3 separate regions of the Homo sapiens genome follow, and regions 1 and 2 are each linked to region 3. A link is a loop called in an ENCODE intact Hi-C map of the cell type or tissue named here. Cell type or tissue: PC-9. All regions are shown on one strand. Region 1 overlaps EPCAM-DT (EPCAM divergent transcript). Region 2 overlaps CALM2 (calmodulin 2). Region 3 overlaps TTC7A (tetratricopeptide repeat domain 7A).

Region 1 (8,000 bases), 250 kb before region 3:
AAGAGATCCCTCTGCCTCAGCCTCCCAAAGTGCTAGGATTACAGGCAGGAGCCACCGTTCCCAGCCCTTGCCTTACATTTAATCTTCACTATTAATACACACATGTTATAAATGAGAGCATCAAAGTATGGAGAGCAGAAGCAACTTGTCCAAGGTCATACGCAACTAGAAAGGAGTGTAACTGATATTTAAACCCTAACAGTCTGGTTCCAGAATCTGTGCTTTTAAAGTCAAGATGAAAAGCATGTCTGGGCCTTGACCCTTGGAACCCACCCCTACCACACAGGCTTTAGCTAGCAGAGGGGCAGCAAAGGAAGACAGCAAGAGGTGGCCTCTGGTCGTAGCTCTTTGTGGTTTGCCAAGGCTTTCTGGTTCACTGACTCAAAAGGGTTTGGGGCTTTACAGACTGGTAAGATCTCCCAAACTGGGTAGTTGTACTTTAATTTTGTTAAGTAAAAACATTTTTAAAAATCTGCTAACATCACTATCATTTCATAAAGTAAATGTAATTTCAATGCAAATAAACCCCAAGAAAGACACAATCTCAGAGTACAGTCCAGGCCTTTAGGTTGAATAAATCTACCTTTGTAAACACCTCCTTTCGTTGTCCTGATTTTCCTCATCTCACCGTGGGCTGGTGAAAACGTCCTCATGTGTAGCACCTGTTTAAGGACTGCCATCCAGGAACCACTGTGGTACTTCATACGATCCCCATAAACCCTCTGCAAGGTAGACAGGGAAAGTCTTGTTTACCCCACTCTACTAACGAAGAAATCGAGGCTCAGAGAAGTCTTGTTTAAGGACACACAGCCTGAAAAATGGCAGGGCCAGGTTACAAACCCATGTTTTCAGACTGCAGGGGTCCAGTGCTCTTTCCTTCTATACCTCAAAGCGTTCACAAAATGCACTCACTGACCACTGGCTTGGTTGCTGTGTGAGGACCTAAATGTTCAGAAAGAGAAGAAGCATTTCCAAGTGCCATTTCCATTGAATGGAGTAGTGCAGCTGGCTGAAAGGTAGCCCCTGGATTCAGGGCGAGATGGGAAGCCCCTCAGGGGCAAGGTCGGAGTACATTTCCTCTTTCATTCCCGGGCTCAGCCCACACAGGGATGAGCATACGGGGCTGGCAACAAGTCCTTGCAGCTTAGAAGTGTGAGTGTGGTTTCTATTTATTTATTTTTAATTAAGAAATTTTTTTTTAGAGACAGGGTCTTGCCATGTAGTCCAGGCTGGTCTCAAACTCCTGGGCTCAAGCTCTCCTCTCACTTCGTCCTCCCAAAGTGCTGGGATTACAGGCGAGAGCCACTGGGCCTGACTGGAGTATGCTTTTTTTGGTTTGTTTTTGAGACGAAGTCTTGCGCTGTCCCCCAGGCTGAAGTTCAGTGGTGTGATCTCAGCTCACTGCAACCTCCACCTCCCGGATTCAAGCGATTCTCCTGCCTCAGCCTCCTGAGCAGCTGGGATTACAGGCATGTGCCACCATGCTCAGCTATTTTTCATTATTTTTAGTAGAGACGAGGTTTCACCATACTGGCCAGGCTGGTCTCGAACTCCTGACCTCAGGTGATCCGCCCACCTCAGCCTCCCAAAATGCTGGGATTACAGGTGTGAGCCACTGAACCTGCCCTGGAGTATGGTTTTAAATGCTAGTTTTTATCTAACAGAATTTTACTGTGGTAAGAAGGGAGGAAGAAAAAAAATCCCAGACTTAATTTGAGAGGATGTTACTGGGAGTTGGGAGAAAAGGATGAAATCCAGAGAAGACTTGATGGAGGCACCCTGGGCAGTGAGGGGAGGAGGGAGGCAGCAAAAGGGGCCTTATCCCTGAAGGAGGACAGCTGGCAGGGAGGCAGGAGCATTGTCTGTGGTGTCCCACTGTCTTAGGATCAAGACCACACCCCTGATATTGCCCCCCAGTGCCTAAGGCCTTGCCCTGCCTACTGCCCTAGTGTCACCTGCACTACTCTTGTTCTGGGTTTCTGAGCTCCAGACACATTTCCTTAAAGATATCCCCATGGGACCCCACCTCGGGGCCTTTTTGTTTTTTTGTTTGTTTGTTGTTTTTTTTTTTTGGCAGGGTCTTGCTCTGTTGTCTAGGCTGGAGTGTAGTGGCACAATCACAGTTCACTGCAGCCTCTACGTCCTGGGCTCAGGCAATCCTCCATCTCAGCCTCCTGAGTGGCTGAGACTACAGGTGCACACTGCTATACCCAGCTATTTTTTTTTTTTTTTTGTAGAGACAGGGTTTTGCCATGTTGCCCAGGCTGGTCTCGAACTCCTGGGCTCAAGCCATCCTCCTGCCTCGGCTTCCCAAAGTGCTGGGATTACAGGTGTGAGCCACTGTGCCGGGCCCACCTCAGAGCCTTTGAGCATGGCATTCCCGCTCCTGGGTTTCCACCAGTACTTACTAATGCCTATTCATCTTTTGGTGACTTCCCTGACTCCTATCTACCAGCTGGAGGCGTAGACAGCCCAGAGCCACATCAGCCCACTTCCAGAAGCAGTGAGCATTTCAATGTCCACAGTGTGCACAGGCCCCAGGGGCAGTGGCTTCACCAGGAGGTGCTCATGAAGCCCACAGTAGCACCAAGGAGCACTCCTTATCTTGTCCTGGATGGAGTCAGCACCCTGAGCCTTCCCTTCAGATCCTTGTTATAGTCTGCAATTACGTATCTGGGTGATTGTTTCATTAATGTCCTTCTCCCAACTAAATAGTCAGCTTCCTTTTTGTTGGCCATGGTATCTGCAGCCTAGCACGGACCCAGAGGCCTGGACGGTGCCCGCTAAGTGTTTGTGGAATGGCTTCCTTCCTTGTTTTGCCAAGGGGTGCCAGAATGTGCCACTGGCATTTGCTTTTCATTTACACTATTCTTGTGGCTAGGGTGGAGTGGGTTGGAGGTCATGGCCATCTCTAGAGAGCTGTTCCAAGACTACTTGAGCTTGTGTTTTCTTCCCAGCCCAAGATTCAGAATCCACTGGCCTTGAGTTCGCCCTGTCCTGGGGACAGTGGGACCTGTCACCTGCTGGCCAAGGTAGGGCTCCAACTTTGTGAAAAGTACATGCGGCAGGTCTGACCCTTAAACAACTCTTCTGACGTGTGGAATGCAGGGCTGGGTGGGAGCAGCCGGCACACCTGTCATTCACTGTTTAGCCACTGAAGGGCAGTGTTGCTCCACAGGAAGGGGCCAGGCAGATGTGCGCCATCACTGTGGCTCCCAGGTCGGAATGAGGATATTTTAGCTAGTCCCTACCAAGCACCACTGGTGTGCTAGTCACTTTGAATATAGTACTCGTGCAATCATGCAAGAGAAAGTTGATGACCCGTAGTGTAGTGTGGTGTAGTGTGGTGTAGTGTAGTGTAGTGTAGTGTAGTGTAGTGTAGTGTAGTGTGTAGTGTAGTGTAGTGTAGTGTGTAGTGTAGTGTAGTGTAGTTTTTGAGACAGGGTCTCACTGTTGTCCAGGCTGGAATATAGTGATCAGGGCTCACTGCAGCCTTGACCTCCGGGGCTCAAGTAATCCTCCCGCCTTAGCCTCCCAAATAACTGGGACTACAGGTGCACACCACTACACTTGGCTAATTTTTGTATTTTTTTTGTAAAGATTGGCGGGGGGGGGGGGGTCTCACTGTGTTGCCTAGGCTGGTCTCGAACTCCAGGGCTCAAGTGATTCTCCTGCCTCAGCCTCCCAAAGTACTGGGATTACAGGTGTGAGCCAGCACACCCAGCTGACCCTTATTTTAAAGATGAAGTAAAGAAAATCGGAGAGATTAAATGATGTTTTCAATGTTTCATGACTAGTAAATGGCTAAGCCAGAAATCAACCTCAGGTCTGCCTAAATCCCAAACCCCGTCAGTGCCTTCACCTGCTCTCCCTTTGTCACGATGGCCAATCTTTTCTAGCATGTCTTCCTAGCAGCCACCTGCCAGGGTAGTGCTGAGTGCACAACCTTGTCTCACTCAGCTGGCTCAATTTAGCCAACTTTTGATTACCGAAATTAATACAGGGGTCACTGACTTGGGTCTAAAATTTTAAAATGGGTTATTAAAATGCTTGCTTTGGCCAGGCGCAGTGGCTCATGCCTATAATCCCAGCACTTTGAGAGGCTGAGGCAAGAGGATCATTTGAGGTCAGGAGCTCGAAACCAGCCAGCCAACATGGTGAAACCTAATCTATACTAAAAATACAAAAATTAGACAGGTGTGGTGACACTCACCTCTAGTCCCAGCTGCTCGGGAGGTTGAGGCAGGAGAATCACTTGAACCCAGGAGGCAGAGGTTGCAGTGAGCCGAGATTATGCCACTGCACTCCAGCCTGGGTGACAGATTGAGACACTGTCTTGAAAAACAAAATAAAATAAAATGCTTGTTTTGATTCTAGAGACTGTTATTCGGTATGCATGGGATAGGGGGAGGAGGGAAAACAGATTTGTCCTTCCATAGTCCTCTCTCTGATCTCATTCTGCAATCTTTCCTCCCCCTTCCCCACCCAGCCCTCACACAGCTGCCAGGCAGCTTTCCAACAGATTTGATCAGATGGCTCTCTCACTACTGTACTGGGCCCCCTGTAGCTTCTGGAAGAAAGTCCCACTCCTTAGCAAGCAGCCCAGGTGCTTCCTAAGCTGCCAGCTACCTTGCCGCCAGACTTCTTCCCCACTGGCTTACGAGGGTGCACTGTCAGCCCCAGCCCCCTGAGCCACAGCATTCAGTATCTAAAGCTGTAATCTCTCCACTGCAGAGTGAGAATGAAGATACTGGCCACCCAGGTGGTTGTAAGGCTAAAACCACCACCTTTAAAGATCGCTTGGCACAGTGCTGGCCACAGTGGGGCTCATCACCACGTTTCTCACCTTCCCTTCCTCAGCCCTTGGAAATGTGCAAGTATAGTACAACCTACAAAGGCAAATCCATGTGGTATAGTGCTCTGCACAGTGCAATCCCTGTGTAAACATTTCTAGACACAGAAATGTCAGCTGGGGCATTATTTTGCTCAGGCTGACACTGAGGAAGACATTTCCTGGATTTTTTTCCTGTGCCCATGGTGAGGTCCAAAGTGACCCAAATACCACCTAAATCCCTGGATGCTAAACTCCTTGAGGGCAGAGACAGAGTTATGAACCTCTGGGTCTCCCCATAGGTCCAACCCAGCACTAGGTCTTCAGTGGCGTCTCTAAGAATGTCAGTTGGTCAATTTGTTATTCAATGGGCACATGACAAGTTGCAGGAGTGCACAGGTGCTTTCAGGGTATCATCATCTCAAACAGAAACAGCATTGTTTCAAAGAGCCTGTAGGAGTCCAGAAGAAATACAGGACTTTCTTCTTCCTTTTGCAAAAGCTGGCAGTTTAAAGCCACAGGGCATTAGATCAAGAATGCCATGAGGCTGACCAGTGAGGGGCTTGACTTTGAGGGCTCTGGGCTGGTTGGGCTGGCCATGCTTACACTTGGAAAGCAGTAGGACCCATTCCCTGGTTTTGAGCATTCAAAGTAGCCTTGGCTTACTCTCTGCTCTGAGTTCTCACTTCAGTCTTCCTATTCTGAGGTTCAAAGAACTGCAAATAGTCCTCAGACAAAGCCTGTGGGGTGTCTCCCCAGATTCCAGGAACTCTCCAAATCAGATAGACCAGGATTATGAAACTCAGCCTCTTCTATGAAGGGTCCCACTGGATCCCATAATAAGTGGGAATTCTACCCTCAGCCCAGACTCTCCGGACTCCAGCCCAATCTCAGTCTTAACCTCAGGGTTCCAGCTTTCCTCCGTCCATTGCCACATCAAACTCACCTGTTCTGGGTTTGCATGTCAGGTACATTTTCTGATCAATATGCATTTGCCTATTCCTATTCTGTGACTAAGGTATTCCTTGGGTATTGATGGGTCTGCCTGCGTGTGTTCTCAAATCTAAAGTCATCAGCTACCCTTTGAACATTGTAAGCATGTTATATACAGGTTATTTTTGCCTTTAGTTATCTCAGTAACATTATATTCCATGTTATATGGCATTTAAACTATCTGGGTGGTCTTGTATATAATACTTTACTTCCTTCAGAACCACAGGAAAAACTAATTGCTATTACTTCTGTGAGAGATGGGGATTCTCAAGGGACTTGCCCGTCAGTTTACAAAGTAGTGATGGGGCTGGGCGTGGTGGCTAATGCCTGTAATCCCAGCACTTTGGGAGGCTGAGGCGGGCGGATCGTTTGAGATCAGGAGTTCCAGATCAGACTGACCAGCATGGGTAAACTCCATCTCTACTAAAAATACAAAAATTAGCTGGGTGTGGTGGCGCATGACTGTAATCCCAGCTACTCAGGAGGCTGAGGCATGAGAATCACCTGAACCCGGAGGCAGAGGTTGCAGTGAGCTGAGATTGCACCACTGTACTCCAGCCTGGGCAACAGAGGGAGACTCTGTCTCAAAAAAAAAAAAAAAAAAAAAAAGGAGCAAAGCCTCTGGCTCTTGTGTCAGCAGTCTCACCAGCCAGGGCTCTGTTTGTGTTCTGTAGTAGCCCCCACAGGGCTACAGGCGAATATATTGCAGTTGCAGCCAGTAAGGATGATGCAACTGAGAAAGGCTGGCGGGCAGGTGGGTGCAGCCGGGGATGGCCAGGGATAGCCAGCCAGGCAGGGAACTCCTGAGCTGAGACTGCTGAAAGATGGATACTTCTGGGCCCCAGAAACAGCTCTTGGCTCCCAAATACCCTCTCAGCTTCCTGAAAACCTCTAAATAGCTAGGCGCAGTGGCTCATGCCTGTAATCCCAGCACTCTGGGAGGCTGAGGCAGGCGGATCACTTGAGACCAGGAGTTCAAGACAAGCCTGGCCAACATGGTGAAACCCCATCTCTACTAAAAATACAAAAATTAGTTGGCCATGGTGGCACGCACCTGTAATCCCAGCTACTCGGGAGTCTGAGGCAGGAGAATCACTTGAACCCAGGAGGCAGAAGTTGCAGTGAGCCGAGATTGTGCCATTGCACTCCAGCCTGGTCGTCAGAGTGAGACTCCGTCTCAAACAAAAAACAAGAAACAAAAAACAAGCCTCTAAATAGGGAATAAATCTTTACAGTTCAAGTTGACAGACCTGGGTGCAAATCCCAGCTGGGCTCCTCACTGGCTGTGTGAACTTGGGCAGGATACCTAACCTCTCTGAAATTTTGTTTAATCATATGTTTTTTAAAAATTTTTAAATTTTTAATTTATTTTTATTTTTGAGACAGTCTCACTCTGCCATCCAGGCTGGAGTGCAGTGGCGCCATCTTGGCTCACTGCAACTGGCACTTCCCGGGTTCAAGTGATTCTCCTGCCTCAGCCTCCCAAGTAGCTGGGATTACAGGCATGTGCCACCGTGTCCAGCTAAATTTTGTATTTTTAGTAGAGATGGGGTTTCATCATGTTGGCCAGGCTGGTCTCCAACTCCTGGCCTCAAGTGACCCGCCTCCCAAAGTGCTGGGATTACAGGTGTGAGCCACTGCGCCCGGCCTTGTTTAATCACATGCTGGATGGTGATTTAAATAGTATCTATAGGTTGTGAGGATTAAATTTAAAAATAACATAATAGGCTGATCACATTTTCTGGCTTATACTACTCAACAAGTCGTTGTTTATTGTAAATATGCTGATGGTAGGGTTATGGTGTTTTTTATGTTTTCTTTTTGCTTCTTTGGGTTTTCAGCAAATTAACATGCCTTGCTTTTGTAGTAAAAACGAAGAAAAGATAATTTTATCTTTTGAGATGGAATCTCTCTCTGTCGCCCAAGCTGGAGTGCCGTGGCCTGATCTCAGCTCACTGCAAACTCCGCCTCCCAGGTTCAAGCCATTCTCCTGCCTCAACCTCACAAGTAGCTGGGATTACAGGTGTGTGTCACCACGCCCGGCTAATTTTTGTATTTTTAGTAGAGATGGGCATGTTGGCCCAGGCTGGTCTCAAACTCCTGACCTCAAGTGATCCACCTGCCTTGGCCTCCTAAAGTGCTGGGATTATAGGCATGAGCCACGGTGCCCAGCAAA
Region 2 (8,000 bases), 87 kb before region 3:
GCAGAGGAACCAAAACTTCTATGCTACTAAAATAAAAATCATGTGCGGTCAGGGACCTTTTTGTTCTACTTTGTAGGCCCGGTACCTGCCACATAGTAATCATTGAATATTCCTTGAATAAATTTTATTCTCAATGAGTGTGTAACACAAAAAAGTTCTAGAGCACTACTATCCTAAGATTTCTGCCTACTCTCCAAGTCCCTTCCTCCCAAATTTGGTATATTTCAGTGTTTACCTTTGAGATGAAGGCAATTTTTTAATCTGGTAAATTGTAATTGTTGGTGGCTGGGCATGGTGGCGCATGTCTAATCCCAACACTTTGGGAGGCTGAGGCAGTGGGATTGCTTGAGCCCAGGAGTTCAAGACCAGTCTGGGCAACACAGCAAGACCCTGTCTCAAAGAAAAGAAAAAAAAATTTTTTTTTTTTTTTTTTTAGTTGTAAGTGCTGGTGACCGCTAACATCCTTGTGTAGATGAAGTTACTAAATTTTTTTTTTTTTTTTTTTTTTTTTTTTTTTTTTTGAGACGGAGCTTCACTCTCTTGCCCAGGCTGGAGTGCAGTAGCATGATCTTGGCTCACTGCAACCTTTGCTGTCCAACTTCAAGCAATTCTCCTGGCTCAGTCTCCCAAGTAGCTGGGATTACAGGCGTGCACCACCACACCCGGCTAGTTTTTGTATTTTTAGGAGAGATGGGGTTTCACCATGTTGGCCAGGCTGGTCTTGAACTGCTGACGTCAGGTGATCCGCTTACCTTGACCTCCCAAAGTGTTGGGATTACAGGCATGAGCCACTGCTCCCGGCCTAAAATTTTTTATATTACTTGGTCGTATAAAGCATTCCAGTCTAGTATGACATCACTAACAATTTCATTTTGTTGATAACTCTGCCATGATGTCATTAGTTGTTGCTGTTTGACTTTTGGAAGACTGATAGGAAAAATGTACAGTATTTTTTCCTTAAGAAGTCTGTACCTAAACTTTCATTAAATTTTCAAGGTCCAAATTTGTTTGAGAAAAATATTAATATTACTCAATGTATAGCAACAACTGCATGAAGCGCCAAAAGAGTTCCAGTACATGATCTTTAAGGGATTATTAAGTTCAGAATTTTGTGAAGAAATAGAAGTTAATAAACAGTCATTTGATTTGTTTTGTAATTGTCTTGTGATAACCTATTTTAATAAAATTTTTAAAACATGTTATTTTAATAAAATTATATGTTTAGGTAATAAACTAATTAGGGAAGGGCCTTGGGGTTGCTAATGAACAAATAAAACTTGAGTAATAGATTTTTCTGAAAGTTTCAGTTTGGTCAGCTAAAATGGATTTTGGTAGGTTCCTTATATCTATCAATTATGTAGAAGATAGCTGTTCTGTGGCATTCAGGACCTGTTCTCTTTATTGTGTGTTTAGGTTTTGACTCTTGGATTTAATTTCAGGTCATTCCTGGGAGTTACAGTTTAGAATTATATGCTTCTATACATAAAGATTACGCTAGTTCTGAAGTACAGGAAAACTGTAAAGGCAGGTGAATTAAAATTTTACTTTGGGGTTTATTATTTTGAGTTTTTACAGGTATTTTTTACTCTTTAGTATAAAAATACAAGTAAAAATTTGGAATAAACCTTGACCTTTAAAAGAAATGTTATTTGTTCCTTTCTTGAATGAATAACAAATGGTATTAGCATAGATACGGTTTTATTTTCTGCATTTTACTTATTCTAGCAAACATTTTAAGTGTTATTAGATTTTTAAATTTCTCGAAAGTTATACATAGTCTTACACTATGCATCTTCCAGTATTTAGCTTTTTGTTAAATCATGTAATAGAAAGGTGATTACTGCTAATTAAACATTGGGAATTTATGCACCTAATGGTGGTGTTAAAAGATACCCATAGCAGAGAATGTAATATAAACAAATACCTCAAAGTCCTTTAATTTTCTTGTAACCTAAATTAGGTGAAAGGTGCAATGTGTCTGAACTCCAATATATGTATTTCTAGATATTTCTACATTCTGTTTAAAAACAGTAAAATTGAAATGTCTTTATCAATTGTGCTATTTGTAGGTGGAGACTCCCTGATCTATTTTTGTCATTAGGTTGATCTAGGTTAGCACTGTATACTATCTTCATAAAATCAATTAGTGTGGTATGAACCTTCTGATTGGTATTAGATGAGTTCCTCTATAAACCAGTAATATTTAAATAAGAAAGAATGCAGTTAGGAGGCAATTGTAATAGCCCTGGCAAAGGACGATGGAGCCTTGAACCAAAATACTGGTTGTAGAGATGGAGGAAAAATCAGGCAGTATTTAAATGATAGAATTCGAGACCTGTTGACAGATTTCAGACTGAAAGAGTTAAAAGTGGCTCTTGGGCTTTTGCTAGTACCTTTAGGGTTGCCTGGGAGTATAGAATTCATTTTCATATGTTTTGCTTGTCATCAGCCAGGGGAGCTATATCCTGTAGACAGCCAGAAATAAAGACATTTATTGAGCGAGATGGGTAGACTAAAGATATCTTCGTTGTAAGTGGGTATAGATGAAGTGGCCAAGGAGTGGAAAAAAAGGATAAAATTGGTCACATCTAGACATAAGAGACAGGAGTAAGAGCCTTTGGCAGTATATGGTAGGAGGAAAATCAAAGTACTGTTACGAAGGCCAAGAAAAATTTTGAGAGTTTTTCCATGCAGTTTTGGATGCTGCAAAAAAATGAGATAGTCTTTATCTTGACATTTATTAAGTATGTATTTGTTGGACATAGTTCTAAGTGTTTGACACATACTAATTTTTTTATGGGGGGTGACCAGGTGAATACCCCTTGTGGGCATGGTATACTGTGTCACCCCACTTACTGGGCACATTTATGTCATTTCACAGAAATGAGGAAGCTGAGGCAGAAAAGGTTTAGTAGCTTGTCCATATTGCATTGCCAGAAGAAGAAACAGAGCTAGGAAATTCTAACCCAGTAGTCAAGTTACAAAGTCTCATTTTAGTTTCTATGCCATATGGCTTCACATTGAAGCATGCTTGATGGATTGGGTGACTGACTAGTAGTCATTGGTAAACTCAGCATTTTCAGGTGATGAGTTGGAGCTGGATGTCATTTTAAAATAGTGGATTGTTTGGAGAGAGGAAATTGGTATGAGTAGTAGTGCCTTCCAAAATTTGGGGAGGGATAAGGGCAAGCATTTAAAATATAACTAAGGTTTCAATTTAGTTTTAGGCTAAGCGATGTGAAGATATTTATGTGGTAATGGGCAAATTAGTGGAAGAATAGTTGAGTCCAGGGAAGAGGTAATACGGAATGAAACTGGAAGGTGTACGCGAATTGGAGTTAGGGATAAGCAGGCAGGGAATAAATTGGCCTTGGACCGTAAAGAAGGTACACCATTTCTTACACATGTGTCACATAAATTTTCAAATGTATGGCTATGTTGGGAAAGCTTAATGGCCCAATGAACTTGGAAACTTTTTGTATTCATTTGCTGATAGGGTCTAATATTTTCTGGGAAATGACTTACTTGGAAAATACTAGCTTTATTATTTACTGATTGGTATAACTTTGCAGTATCAAAGTTAGTCTGTTTTAGTTTCTTTCTTTCTTTTTTTTTTTTTGAGACAAGTCTCACTCTGTTGCCCAAGCTGGAGTGCAGTGGTGTGATCTCGGCTCACTGCAACCTCCGCCTCTCGGGTTCAAGCAGTTCTGCTGCTGCAGCCTCCCCAGTAGCTGGGACTACAGGCGCACGCCGCCACACCCAGCTTGTGTGTGTGTTTGTGTTTTAATAGAGACGGGGGACTACAGGCCCACGCTGCCACACCCAGCGTGTGTGTGTGTGTGTGTGTGTGTGTGTGTGTGTGTGTGTTTTAGTAGAGACGGGGGACTACAGGCACACGCCGCCACACCCAGCTTGTGTGTGTGTGTGTTTTAGTAGAGACGGGGTTTCTTTTCTTTTTCTTCTTTTTTTTTTTTTTTGAGACGGAGTCTCGCTCTGTCGCCCAGGCTGGAGTGCAGTGGCGCAATATCAGCTCACTGCAAGCTCTGCCTCCCAGGTTCACGCCATTCTCCTGCCTCAGCCTCCCGAGTAGCTGGGACTATAGGCGCCCGCCACCACGCCCGGCTAATTTTTTTGTATTTTTAGTAGAGATGGGGTTTCACCGTGTTAGCCAGGATGGTCTCGATCTCCTGACCTCATGATCCACCCGCCTCAGCCTCCCAAAGTGCTGGGATTACAGGCTTGAGCCACCGCGCCCGGCCTGAGACGGGGTTTCACCCTGTTGTTCAGGCTGGTCTGGAACTCACCCTGAGCTCAGGCAGTCTGCCCACCTTGGCCTCCCAAAGTGCTAGGATTACAGGTGTGAGCCACTGCACCTGGCTTGTTTTAGTTTATCTGTAAATGGTGAATGAAGCCAGGTAGTCTGGAGTGTTGCACCAGCAGGAGGTTTCCATGTAATCTAGTGATGTATTAGAAGGAACATATAGCCGGGCACAGTGGCTCATGCCCTGTAATCCCAGCACTTTGGGAGGCAGAGACAGGCGGATCACCTGAGGTTGGGAGTTCGAGGCCAGCCTGACCAACGTGGAGAAACCCCATCTCTACTAAAAATAGAAAATTAGCTGGGCGTGGTGGTGCATGCCTGTAATTCCAGCTACTCGGGAGGCTGAGGCAGGAGAATTGCTTGATCCTGGGAGGAGGAGGTTGCGGTGGGCTGAGATTGCACCATTGCACTCCAGCCTGGACAACAAGAGCGAAAGTCCATCTCAAAAAAAAAAACAACAGCAGGAAGGAACATACTATCACAACAAGATGTTGAGGAATAATCAGTTTCACTATATAAGGTTGGGGTTTTAATATTCCAAAGAAAGCTCAAAATGATCTTTGTTCTCAGTGACATGCATTTAGCTAAAACTGGACATTTATATCTTGATCAGCCCATTGTTATAGACTCTTTATATAGTCCCTTCTCCTGCCTTACTAGAAAGGGAAAGTAGCCTGTTTTAATTTAGTAGGTGATTGATTTAGACATAGTGGCTAACTCTAAACACAGTATACAGAAACAGTTTAATTACTCTGTAGAAATACGTATTTGGGTACCAGTAGTCTTATTTTTGTTTTGTGAGTGTAGGTTAGGTCTGTAATTTTGAATTATGTTCCACAGAGCAGCTTCAGTGACAGAGGAGCCAGTCATTTGGGGATTTGGTTCTTTTCCTCTGTAAACCTAGGATAATTTTACTTAGGTCAGCATGAAAGTACAGTGGTATGATTGGTCAAAGATATATTTGAAATATTATCATAAGGTATCATAAAGATTGGTTAATCTTTAGGAGTCAAAGTCACATTTCAATTGCTACCTCCATTGGTATTTTTCCGTTAAAAGTTTTTGGGTTTTTCTGAGACGTGGGGTCTTACAGTTTGGCCAGGCTGAAGTGCAGTGGCTGTTCACTGGCACGATCCCACCACTGAGTAGGCTTTAAGAGTTAATACGTTTCATTTAGGTTACATTTTATTATTAATCTGTGTATTTGGATTGTGGTCTTTCTTTCAAACAGAATTCAAAGAAGCTTTTTCACTATTTGACAAAGATGGTGATGGAACTATAACAACAAAGGAATTGGGAACTGTAATGAGATCTCTTGGGCAGAATCCCACAGAAGCAGAGTTACAGGACATGATTAATGAAGTAGATGCTGATGGTAAGTCTTCAATTTTGTGGGGCTGGGAGGGGTTGAAGAAGTGATACTTAGATGTTTCCACTAAACCTTTGCTGTTTGCTTATATGTTTCCACTAAAGCTTTGATGTTTCCACTAAACCATTTCAGGTAATGGCACAATTGACTTCCCTGAATTTCTGACAATGATGGCAAGAAAAATGAAAGACACAGACAGTGAAGAAGAAATTAGAGAAGCATTCCGTGTGTTTGATAAGGTACGTCAAGGACTGGATATGTTAAATTTTGAGGATGAAATGAAGATACCAGGACTCATTATGAAGACTTGTGTTTTTTTGGTTGTTTTTTTTTTTTTTTTTTTTTTTTTTTTTGATGATTTACCAACATATTTTAATTACCAAGCAAAAGCTTTTTAAGAATTCAGTATAGACTTTCTAATATATGTATTGCGTTCATCTTGTCAAAGGAGGTGTCACTTGACTTTGGGACTAGGAAATAATGATTTCAATGTAGGACATTTTGCTTGGCTCTTAATGACATTTGTAGGTCAACTGTGTAGATTTGTATGCATTTCTAAAGTATGTTTTTCCCCCAATGTGAAATTTAGTAGTAAACTTAATAAATTTCCATTCCAACTCTCAAGTCTGTAATTTGACTCAGAAACTATACTAAATTTTTTGCTAGGATGGCAATGGCTATATTAGTGCTGCAGAACTTCGCCATGTGATGACAAACCTTGGAGAGAAGTTAACAGATGAAGAAGTTGATGAAATGATCAGGGAAGCAGATATTGATGGTGATGGTCAAGTAAACTATGAAGGTAAATGTTTCAGTCTCACGCCTCATTCTTCACTTTGATTTTTAAGATAAGAGGCTCTTTGTTAGGGAACTGATCGAAATTAGTGACCCTTCCCCTGAAATTAGGTTGCTAAAACAGTTACTTACATTTAACCTTCTTAAAATTCAGAGTGTTGTCTGCAGACTAGGTAACATTGCTCTGACTTGAGAACTTAATTTAGAAATATTTACTATCAGGTTCTATCCCTACACCTGGAATCAGCATTTTAATAGGATTCTTGGGTGATTCATGTATAAAGTTTGAGAAGCACTGTTCAGTGTTTGTGTGATTGTGGAACAATGTGGAAAGCAAACTTATTCCAAGTTTCCTAAAATGAAATTAATGTGACTTTCTTTCCCCGCACTGTATTGTCTTTTTTCTTTAATTGGCTTTAGTCTGAAACTGAAGTTTACATGTGCTTCAAAAGTATCGTATCTACTAACTTTTAAGATGGCCATATCAGGAAGCAAGGCATATGAAACTGAAGGATTTTGAGTAAAACTCTGTATTTTTTTCATGATGTAACTACTTAACTTAGAAAAGAGCATAAAATGTAATGTTATAAAAATTAAACCTAGCCCATAGCATTGAATTTACAATATTGTCTTGTAATCCAGCAGACTTAAAATTCAAGTCTAAACTAAGAGCCAAGAATGCTCTTTTTTATATTGGCCTATCTAAAGCGTTAATTTGGCTCTTACTAATAAACCTGAATAGTTATGGTTAATGAAGTTCCAGCCTGGGCAATAAACTAGCTTCCCTCTGTACTTAATGGTAATTCTGAGGAAAGAGAGGAATGGAAAGAGTACTCAGTAATTGAGTAAATGTGATTTTTTTTTTTTTTTTTTTTTTTTGGTCTTTTGCTATTGACTCATTTTTTGTGTACTTCTTCTTTTTCAGAGTTTGTACAAATGATGACAGCAAAGTGAAGACCTTGTACAGAATGTGTTAAATTTCTTGTACAAAATTGTTTATTTGCCTTTTCTTTGTTTGTAACTTATCTGTAAAAGGTTTCTCCCTACTGTCAAAAAAATATGCATGTATAGTAATTAGGACTTCATTCCTCCATGTTTTCTTCCCTTATCTTACTGTCATTGTCCTAAAACCTTATTTTAGAAAATTGATCAAGTAACATGTTGCATGTGGCTTACTCTGGATATATCTAAGCCCTTCTGCACATCTAAACTTAGATGGAGTTGGTCAAATGAGGGAACATCTGGGTTATGCCTTTTTTAAAGTAGTTTTCTTTAGGAACTGTCAGCATGTTGTTGTTGAAGTGTGGAGTTGTAACTCTGCGTGGACTATGGACAGTCAACAATATGTACTTAAAAGTTGCACTATTGCAAAACGGGTGTATTATCCAGGTACTCGTACACTATTTTTTTGTACTGCTGGTCCTGTACCAGAAACATTTTCTTTTATTGTTACTTGCTTTTTAAACTTTGTTTAGCCACTTAAAATCTGCTTATGGCACAATTTGCCTCAAAATC
Region 3 (8,000 bases):
GGTCAGCCTGTGGGTGGGGACATGGCGGCCTCACTCCACATTTGTACCTCAAGCCTCCCAGCCACAGGGGCGCCTCCTGGGACCCAGCTTGGCGTTCCATTCATGGGGGCACCCACACGTGTGGCTGAGCCCGGGTATGTGGAATGTGGGGGTCCAACCCAAGAAGCAGAACCCACAGGGCTGTGCTGGCCTCTGGGTGTTCTGCCAAAGCATAAGGGCCCCGTAAGGTGGGAGGCAGTTGGCAGAGGACTTCTAGAAGGCGTGGGAAGGATCTTAAAGGACAAGGCACAAGCAAGGAGTGGGCATTCTGGAAAGGCGTCTTGCAGGGTGTGGGGTGGGCATGGGAGGCATGGCTCTTTGAGGCCACAGGAGGCCTGATGGACTGGAAAAGAAAAGAGGAAAGGCTGGGTGCAGTGGCTCATGCCTGTAATCCCAACACTTTGGGAGGCTGAGGCCGGCGGATCACTTGAGGTCGGGAGTTCGAGACTAGCCTGGCCAAAATAGTGAAATCCTGTCTCTACTAAAAATACAAAAAATTAGCCAGGCATGGTGGAGGGTGGCTCCCAGCTACTCGGGAGGCAGAGGCAGGAGAATCACTTGAACCCAGGAGGTAGAGGTTGCAATGAGCTGAGATCACGCCATTGCACTCCAGCCTGGGAGACAGGGCGAGACTCTGTCTCCAAAAAAAAAAAAAAGAAGAAAGAAAGAAAGAGAGGGAGAGAGAAGAAAGGAAAGGGAAGGAAAGGAAAGGGAGAGAAACAAGTGAAGGAAGGAAGGAAGGAAGGAAGAAAGAAGAGAAAGGAAAGAAGACAAGCACCTAGAAGGGTGGGGCTCCCAGCTCAGAAAGTTCTCTGCATGGGAGAGAGCACCCAGCCCTTCTCCTAGCTCCCCCAGGACAGGAGGGGCCTCTGTGGGCTCAGCCCAGCTTGCACCAGGCCCTGTACCCTTGGCGTGGGTGTTCTTAGGGGGGGAGTGTGTGTGCTGGGCAGGATGCCACCACTACAGCCACTGAGCCCTGGCCCTTGCGTGGGGGCTGGGGAGTGAGCTGTGTGCTCCTGAGATGGCTCAGGCCTGGCACAGACAAGAGAGAGGAAGCTTGCAATGGCCTCTTCCTTCTGGGCCCAGGCTGAAATGAGAGATCACAGTCAGGGTGGCAGGAGACTGCTCAGCTGTGTGCACCCTTGGGGAGACCGTCTGTGCTCCTGACCTTCACGTGGGGATGGGCCCCACCTCAGGGGTCAGAGCTGCTGCTCTTCAGGAAGTCTCCCATGCCTGCCCCATTCCCAGCTTGGCACATGTGCTCTCTGAGTGGGTGTGGGTGCCACAGACAAAAGCAATCGGTGAAGTTCTGCAACATGTCCCGCTTCCGCTTGTCTGATGGTGCAGGGAAGCAGAGTGAGCCTCTCTCTGGGGATGTGCAGGGCTGCCAGGAACAGACACACTCACACTCAGGGTCCCTCCAGTCTTCATGGGGGCCACCGTATAAGGAGAGGAGGCAGATGGGACTCTTGCCCGCAGTTAGGCCGCAGGAGTTGGAAAGCTCATTCAGGACGGAATGGAGCTCCAGTGTTTCCATCATCTCTATGCACCTTGCAAGTAGGTGGCCATTTCTTTTGTTTCCAGAGCTCTGCCTGCACAGAGATTCACCTGCCCTTCAGTTTTGCTTTTATCTTCTAGCTCCTACCAATCAATGATTCTCCATTCTCTCAGCCCCTTGGCTTCAGCTGCTTTCTAGCCTCTGCTCCCCCTGGCCCCCCCTGCTGCCCCCCCGCCCCCGCTTCCCTCTGCCTACCTCACTGTCACACTGCAGAGGCCAGGCCACTGCAGCCTTCGGCAATGTCAGCATCACAAAAGGCAAAGGGAGAGGAGGAGGAGCTCTTCCAGATTAGAGGAGCAGAAGGAGCTGGCTGTAAAATGGAGGGTGTGACCCTGAGCTGGAGAAGAACACTCTAAGGAAAACTAGTGCCTAACCTGAAATAGGGGTGGTGGATTAGATAAGAGCACAGTGGCAGTGTTGAATGTCCTATTTGTTAACTCTGCTGTGGTTAGATACAGGGATGACCTTTGTTCTTGGTAAACACACACTGAAGTATTAAGGGGAACAGGGCACCATTTATGCAACCTGTTCTCAAATGGTTCAAGAAACAATGATACGTGTTTTTAAAGAAGTCCACAAGGACTTCTTGCCAAATTCCAGAGACAGTTAAGAGAGTGAGAGACTGAGGGTGAGCGGGAACAAGAACAAGAGAACAATGACAGCCCCCACCTGTGTTGGGGGCCCCTATGTGGGGGTGTCAGCATCTCTGAGGCTGTGGGCCAGCCCATGGGGGACATACTGGTTCTGGAACCCAGCCACGATGCCATCAGCGAGTGGTTAGGATCGTGGGGCCCCACGACCCAACGCAGTTCCCATGGCTGCCCATGCTTTCGGGCATCTTCTGAACACCCTATTTGGGGCAATGTCCAGCCTCTTGTGTGACCGCTGCTTAAGGGTCCTCTACTCCCACTGCAGAGGAGCTGGGGTAGTAGGCATCGCAGAGCACTGTCATTCCTCTGCAGCCAGTGGGGCGAAGCTGGTGGTGGGGCGGGGCTGGCAAGTGGGGGTTCCGGGCACCCAAGAGGCCCCTGGACCCATGTATCTTCCTCTCCTGGGCACTCCCGTAGAGGACTCCTGGTGATGCGAATTTCCATGGATCCCAGAGGGGTCCTTCTGCTCCGGCGATTTGGGGAGGCTCCTGCCTCTGCCCAGAATGGGTGAGGCGGCACTACACAGTGTCTTCCAAGGGCAAGGCCCTGTGCTCCCAGGCCCTGCCCTGTACCAAGTCACTGAGAGTGGAGGCCCCGTGATCTCTTCACCTTTCTTGGGGACAAAACCCACCTCCCAAGGTTGTCGATTGGAGAGGTTCCCAATCAAAGGAGTGATTAGAAGAGAGTTCACTGGTAAGTGAAGCATCGTATTAGCAGTACAGTGCAGGAGGCATGTTACTATTCCCATTGTCATCTTCATTCCAAGACCAGAAGCAGGACAGGAGCCCCTCCATGGATGGACCCTAAGGTGATGATGATGCGAAGGAGAAAGGAGGGTGTTTAAGGGGCTGTGTTCTGTTGTCTGCCCTCTCTAGAGGGACCTGCATTGTACCCATTGCCCAGAAAGGACATGGCATGGCGTGATGGGCTGACACAGGCAGGGGACCAGAAGGGCCCAGGGCATTGCCCACTTAGCACTCCAGCTGCAAAAGCAGCCGTATGTGTCCTGAGGCCCATGGCTCCTGGTCATAGCTGATTGGATCAAGAGAAGGCACCTATCCAAGGAAAATCAGTCTGCGGGCTGCCTAGTGACCCATGGAAATATGAGTGGGACCAATCAGATCCTCTCGTTCAAGATTTAGCCATTAGGAGGGGAGTGGCCAAAGTGCTGTAGGTGGTAGGTCAGTCAGGAGTGGGGCTGGAGGGCCAGGGCAGTGTTGAATATGGTTCTAGGGGAGCAGCACCTCTCCGTGAAGTCAGTAGCGGGAAGAGGAGGGTGGAGCCAGCAAAGGCAGAGAAGATAATTGCTCACGTGTATTGAGTGATAATTGCTGATGTGTATTGAGCAATTACTATGGGCCAGGCACTGTTCTAGGATCACTTAATCATAATCCACAGAGCAGGCACTATACCACCATTCTTATTGTACAGATGAAGAAACGGCTGAAGAGAGATTAAGAAACTTGCTCAAGGCCACACAGCTCGTAGTGGTAGAGCTGCACCTTCAAGCTCAGACTGGTGACTGCAGTGTCACCCTGCTGTCTCCTTCACGGTGTGTGGCTGCTTTGGCCCCAGGCCTGGGCACTCCATTTCCTGCCCTAGGGCTCCAGTGAGCTCCCTCTTATCTTTTGAGTTACCTTCAGGGTGTCTCTGTTCTTTGCAACTGAAAGAGCTTGATGAAAATTCTAAGAAGTTTCTGGCAGGGGACGGGTGGTGGGGGGATCCTTTCGAGTCAGGAACTCCCTGACCTCTCAGGATCCTTTGGATCAGTACCTCATGGGTCAGTTTCACAGGCCACTTAGGCATGAGGCTCCCTGCCCGTGGGTCATCATCAAAGTCTAGGCGGATGGGGAGGTTTGGTTAGTCAGAGGCTTCCCAAGCCCAAGAAATATTTGCACAGTGACGACATCTGAGTGCTGGGTGGGGGATAGGAGTGCAACAATGAGCACTTTGGTACCAGAAAGGAGTCTGGGTGGTGGCGGCTGAAATGCCATTCATATTTGTGCCTGCAGGAAACACTATTCATATGTAAGTGCACAAGTGGGAGCTGTGTCCTGGAAAGTGGCACGTGGGTGGAAGTCTGAGGGGGTGAGAGGCAGTCTGAGGTCTGTCCCCAGACTCTAACCCTGGTCCCAGCATGGTGTGTTTAGACACAGGAGCCAGGTGCCTCACTCTCCAGTGAGGGTTTCTTTGTGAGCACAGGGCCTGCAGATGGGCAAATGGGGTAAGGCAGTGCCTGGGGCCCTGAGCAGGTCTCCACCGCTGCGTGACTCTCCAACATTCGACCAACTTAAGGTCAGCTTGGGAAACCCTGTTCCCGTCAGAAGAGGAAGGCAGAGCCTTCCCTCCTTCCACATTCCCTCCATTCCCCTCCCGGCAGGATGAGTTTCTAAGCCTCTCCCCCAGGCTGGCAGACACCCCCTGCCACCTAAGGTGGCCTGTACTTCTCGCCCAAGGAGGCCATCAGCTGGGGGTTAGGGTACATGACAAGAAGTTTGATACCAAGTGTTCAATCACTCAAGCTTGTAAATGTGTTACCTTAAAATAAGGCCACAGCAAGAGAAGCTGGGCACCCAAAGGCTGCAAGCAAAGCCCTTCCTTATGGGGACAGCAATGTCTGGCTGAGCGTGGCGCGGAGGGTGGGCACTGGGGGAGGCCAGGCCGCCGGGAGGCGCGGCAAGAGGGAAGAGTCCAGACGGCCAAGAACAGCCCTGGGTTTGAGGGGAAGCCTCAGGGCAGCTGTCTTCAAAATGAGGTGGCTGCAGCCTTGGGGGTGCTATGGTGACCCCCTGGGGTACAGGAAGAAACAGAGCTTCTGTGTAAATGAGCAGCGTTCTTTAGAGTTGTTTTAATGCAGGTTATAATATCCACAGTACGTTGGTATGTGGCATAACTTATTAGGGGTGTACTGGTATGGACTTCTCAGCAGAGGTGGCCAATCTGAACAAGGCCCAGGTCCCTCCCATGCCTCCTCTCCTAGGCTTCTTCCCTGCAGCTGAAGGTGGCCCATCAGCAATGCCCGAGGGGATCTCTGTTCAGACGTGAGTCCTGCCTTGGCCTCTCCCAGCAATGCCCAGAGGCAGCAGGGGCTTCAGGGGTCGCCCTGGACAGGTCAGAGGCCAGGATCAGCCCTGCCTGGACCCCTCTTGCCTCCTCCTACCCTCTCCAGGCTTTAGCCCAGCCTTAGCAACACTCTCACCAGCTCAAATCCACATTTTCCCAGAGGGTCCTCCCTCCCATCCTTCCTTTCCCACATCCCTCCCCAGGTGGGCCCAGGTCTTGGCTTCGATGCCTTCTCTGGCCTCCCTCATCCTGCAACAGCCCCTCCTGTCCAGGGCCTGGCTCAAGGCTGGTGTGGGAGCTACATGCCCAGTGAATATACATGCTGCTTCAGACAAGCCTGCTTCCCCTCCAAGGGTTTCTTTATTCAACCTGCAAAGTCACTGTCAGCAACTTGGCCTGGCCCTCTGCTGCTTCCAACAAGGAAATGCTTAAAAGTCAGGAAATGCATTGGGTGCCTTTCCTAGTACCAAAAATTGACTATAACCACTTTGGGCACCCTGAGATAAACCAACAGCATTTGCTTTTTCTTTACTTTTCTAACAGAATTCCAGAAAAAAAATAGATCTCTATTTTATATATATAGATAAAAAACTATATTTATATACACACATACATAGAGATCCTTCAACCAAGAAGAGGCAAAGGATCCAGGGTCCTCTGTGGTGCCCCTTGGCCTGGCACAGGAAAGCCAGGAGGCACCAGCTGTCTTGGGAATCATCTCGGGAAATGCAGTGCTGAGCTAGTGTGCCATGGATGGGGGGTCTCCAACAGCCCACTCCTTCCGAGGAAGGTGGAGCTATGATGAACCAGGGCAGCCCTCACCCGAGCTTTCCACACATCCTGAAATGCAAGCTGTACCTGATGGAGCTTTGAAACTAAAACCCAAAGTGCAGATACAAAAGGATCCCCTGATAGGCCTGGGGGACTGACTCCTTGGAGAAGAGTTCCAAGAGCATCATGCAGCAGGGGCCGGGGAAGCCAGTAGGGAGGACATACACCCACAGCCCCCAGGCCCGGAAGACAGGTGTCATGGACACAGAGGCCTGCTCAGCCACAGGAGAGGGGCTGGGCTCTGTCCCCTCCTCAGGTCTCTCTCAGGCAGGGGAAGCCAAAAGGCCAGGGTGAGGCTCGAATCAAGGCAAAAAAAGGGCTGTGGGTGGTGAGATGTACTGGGGACAGTCCTAGAAACTGCCTACCTCCATGTTGGTGGCCCTCAAGGGACCTGCATTGTAGCCTAAGACCTGCAGGAGTAATGTGTTGACTCAGGGTATTAGAAAGGACTGGATCTAGCAACCACAGGATCTAAAGCCTACGGAGGCTGCTTGGGCTGGAGCACATCGCCAGGGAGATGGGGTGGGTGGAGATGGAAGTGTTAGGGCCGGTGCTCAGTACCCCTGGTCAGACCCCAAAGGCACTTGGTAGCAGGGGGAAAGAGCAAGGTGGGGCCCAGCTGGTCTCAGAGGGCAAGCAGGGGCAATGCAGGAATCATCTACTAACTCCAAGTCTGAGAAGGGAACCCAGAAATCTCATAGTCTTCCCACTTGCCCGCAGTTTCTTCACATTGTGACCGCCCTGGGCAAGACCTGAGAGAGATCCAGAAGTCTGTACTGTGCTGAGAGTGGGGAGTGAGAACCCCCCACCCAGACTCCAAGCCAGAGGCATGGGTGAGGGTGAAGGACAGCTGTGAGGCTCCCCGCTGCCCAGCTCTTGGGGAGCAAGTCTGGTCACCACAAAACTCTCCAAAGGCACTTAGGGTTCAAGTCAGACTGTTTCCCAAGGCACCAACAAAGAAATCCAGGAAGGCCCTCTTGGCCCAGCCAAGAGAACGAGGGCTGCAGCTGCAGAGGCGTTCACTAAAGATGTATTTCCCTGAGGCCCCGCACCTGATGCCACTGTTGCCCCACCCTGACCCACGTTCCCTGCTGCCTCTCCCTCTGGCCAGCCCCTCCCTCCCTGCGGCTGCAGCGTCGTCAGAGCTCTCTGGGGATGATGGAGAAGGGCAGTACAGGGCTGCTGGCCTCCAGCTCAAGGGCGGTGAGGAAGCAGTCAACGGCAGCCTCGTTCTGGCCCTGGGCCTGCAGCACCTCGCCCAGGCCCTGCCACGCCTCGTGGCACGTACTCTGCCTCTCCACGGCATCACGAAGCACCTTCTGGGCCAAGCTCTTGTGGCCCAGCCGACTCAGCATCAGACCCTGTGGACGAAGCACAGGGCAGGGTGAGTAGGGGTGTCCCATGGCACAGGCATCTTGGCAACTGGGCCAAGCACAGGTGCACGGGTGGCAGCAGCCATCAGCTCGAGAGGATTCCCGCGTCTCTGGCTTGGGCACTGTTAAGTGACTGTGCCTTTCCCCATACAAATCCTACCTGGCCCTGCCCAAGCCCTGCTTTAACCCCAGCCTCCTGGGAAACCCACTGCAGGAGCTCTGTTCCTGCCGGTCCCGAGGAACTGGCTTTCAAGTCAACAGACCTGGCTGTGTCACACTGTTTGGGGGATCCTAGGCAAATCCCAGCTCTCTGGCCCTCAGTTTCCTCATCTGTAAATGGGAAAAATCACAGCATCTCTCTCGAGAGCGCGGTGAGGTTGAAAGGAGTCAGGAGGTGTAAAGCTCTGAGAAGTGTCTGGCAGGAGTGTGTTCTCACTCAGTGGGGCCATGCGTCTCAGTCCTTCCTGCTGCCCAGAGCTGCCCTTC

Evidence for each region. Hi-C counts contacts between places; a loop is a spot of excess contacts. Peaks named below come from ENCODE experiments on the same cell type or tissue, not always from the same donor. Only the 100,000 strongest peaks of a DNase experiment are listed, where the experiment ranks them.
Region 1: it touches region 3 in a loop (5-fold over the local background); 7 of 110 quality-filtered maps call a loop at or near these places.
Region 2: a loop joins it to region 3, with 5 times the contacts of the local background. A loop is called at or near these places in 50 of 110 quality-filtered maps.

What each region holds. Positions count from the first base shown.
Region 1 is chr2:47,318,453-47,326,452 of GRCh38, reverse strand. All of the region lies in intron 3 of EPCAM-DT (EPCAM divergent transcript), which reads left to right. Among named protein-coding and RNA genes, the nearest start is that of BCYRN1, 13 kb to the left of the region's middle. RefSeq lists enhancers at 2,848-3,007, 2,989-3,283 and a silencer at 2,989-3,283. In PC-9, CTCF peaks have their summits at 2,941 and 3,140; DNase peaks (open chromatin) are centred at 3,122 and 5,282; H3K27ac peaks cover 785 bases.
Region 2 is chr2:47,160,215-47,168,214 of GRCh38, reverse strand. CALM2 (calmodulin 2) reads left to right here. Exons shown (of 6, transcript NM_001743.6): 3 at 5,553-5,696; 4 at 5,823-5,929; 5 at 6,357-6,492; 6 at 7,411-8,000. The coding sequence ends at 7,439. Among named protein-coding and RNA genes, the nearest start is that of STPG4, 8.9 kb to the right of the region's middle. In PC-9, no CTCF peak of the experiment used is centred here; no DNase peak of the experiment used is centred here; H3K27ac peaks cover 5,172 bases.
Region 3 is chr2:47,073,204-47,081,203 of GRCh38, reverse strand. TTC7A (tetratricopeptide repeat domain 7A) reads right to left here. Exons shown (of 20, transcript NM_020458.4): 20 at 5,081-7,502. The coding sequence ends at 7,281. Among named protein-coding and RNA genes, the nearest start is that of STPG4, 78 kb to the left of the region's middle. RefSeq lists enhancers at 1-462, 463-1,240. In PC-9, no CTCF peak of the experiment used is centred here; DNase peaks (open chromatin) are centred at 2,023, 3,773 and 4,163; H3K4me3 peaks cover 599 bases; H3K27ac peaks cover 5,436 bases.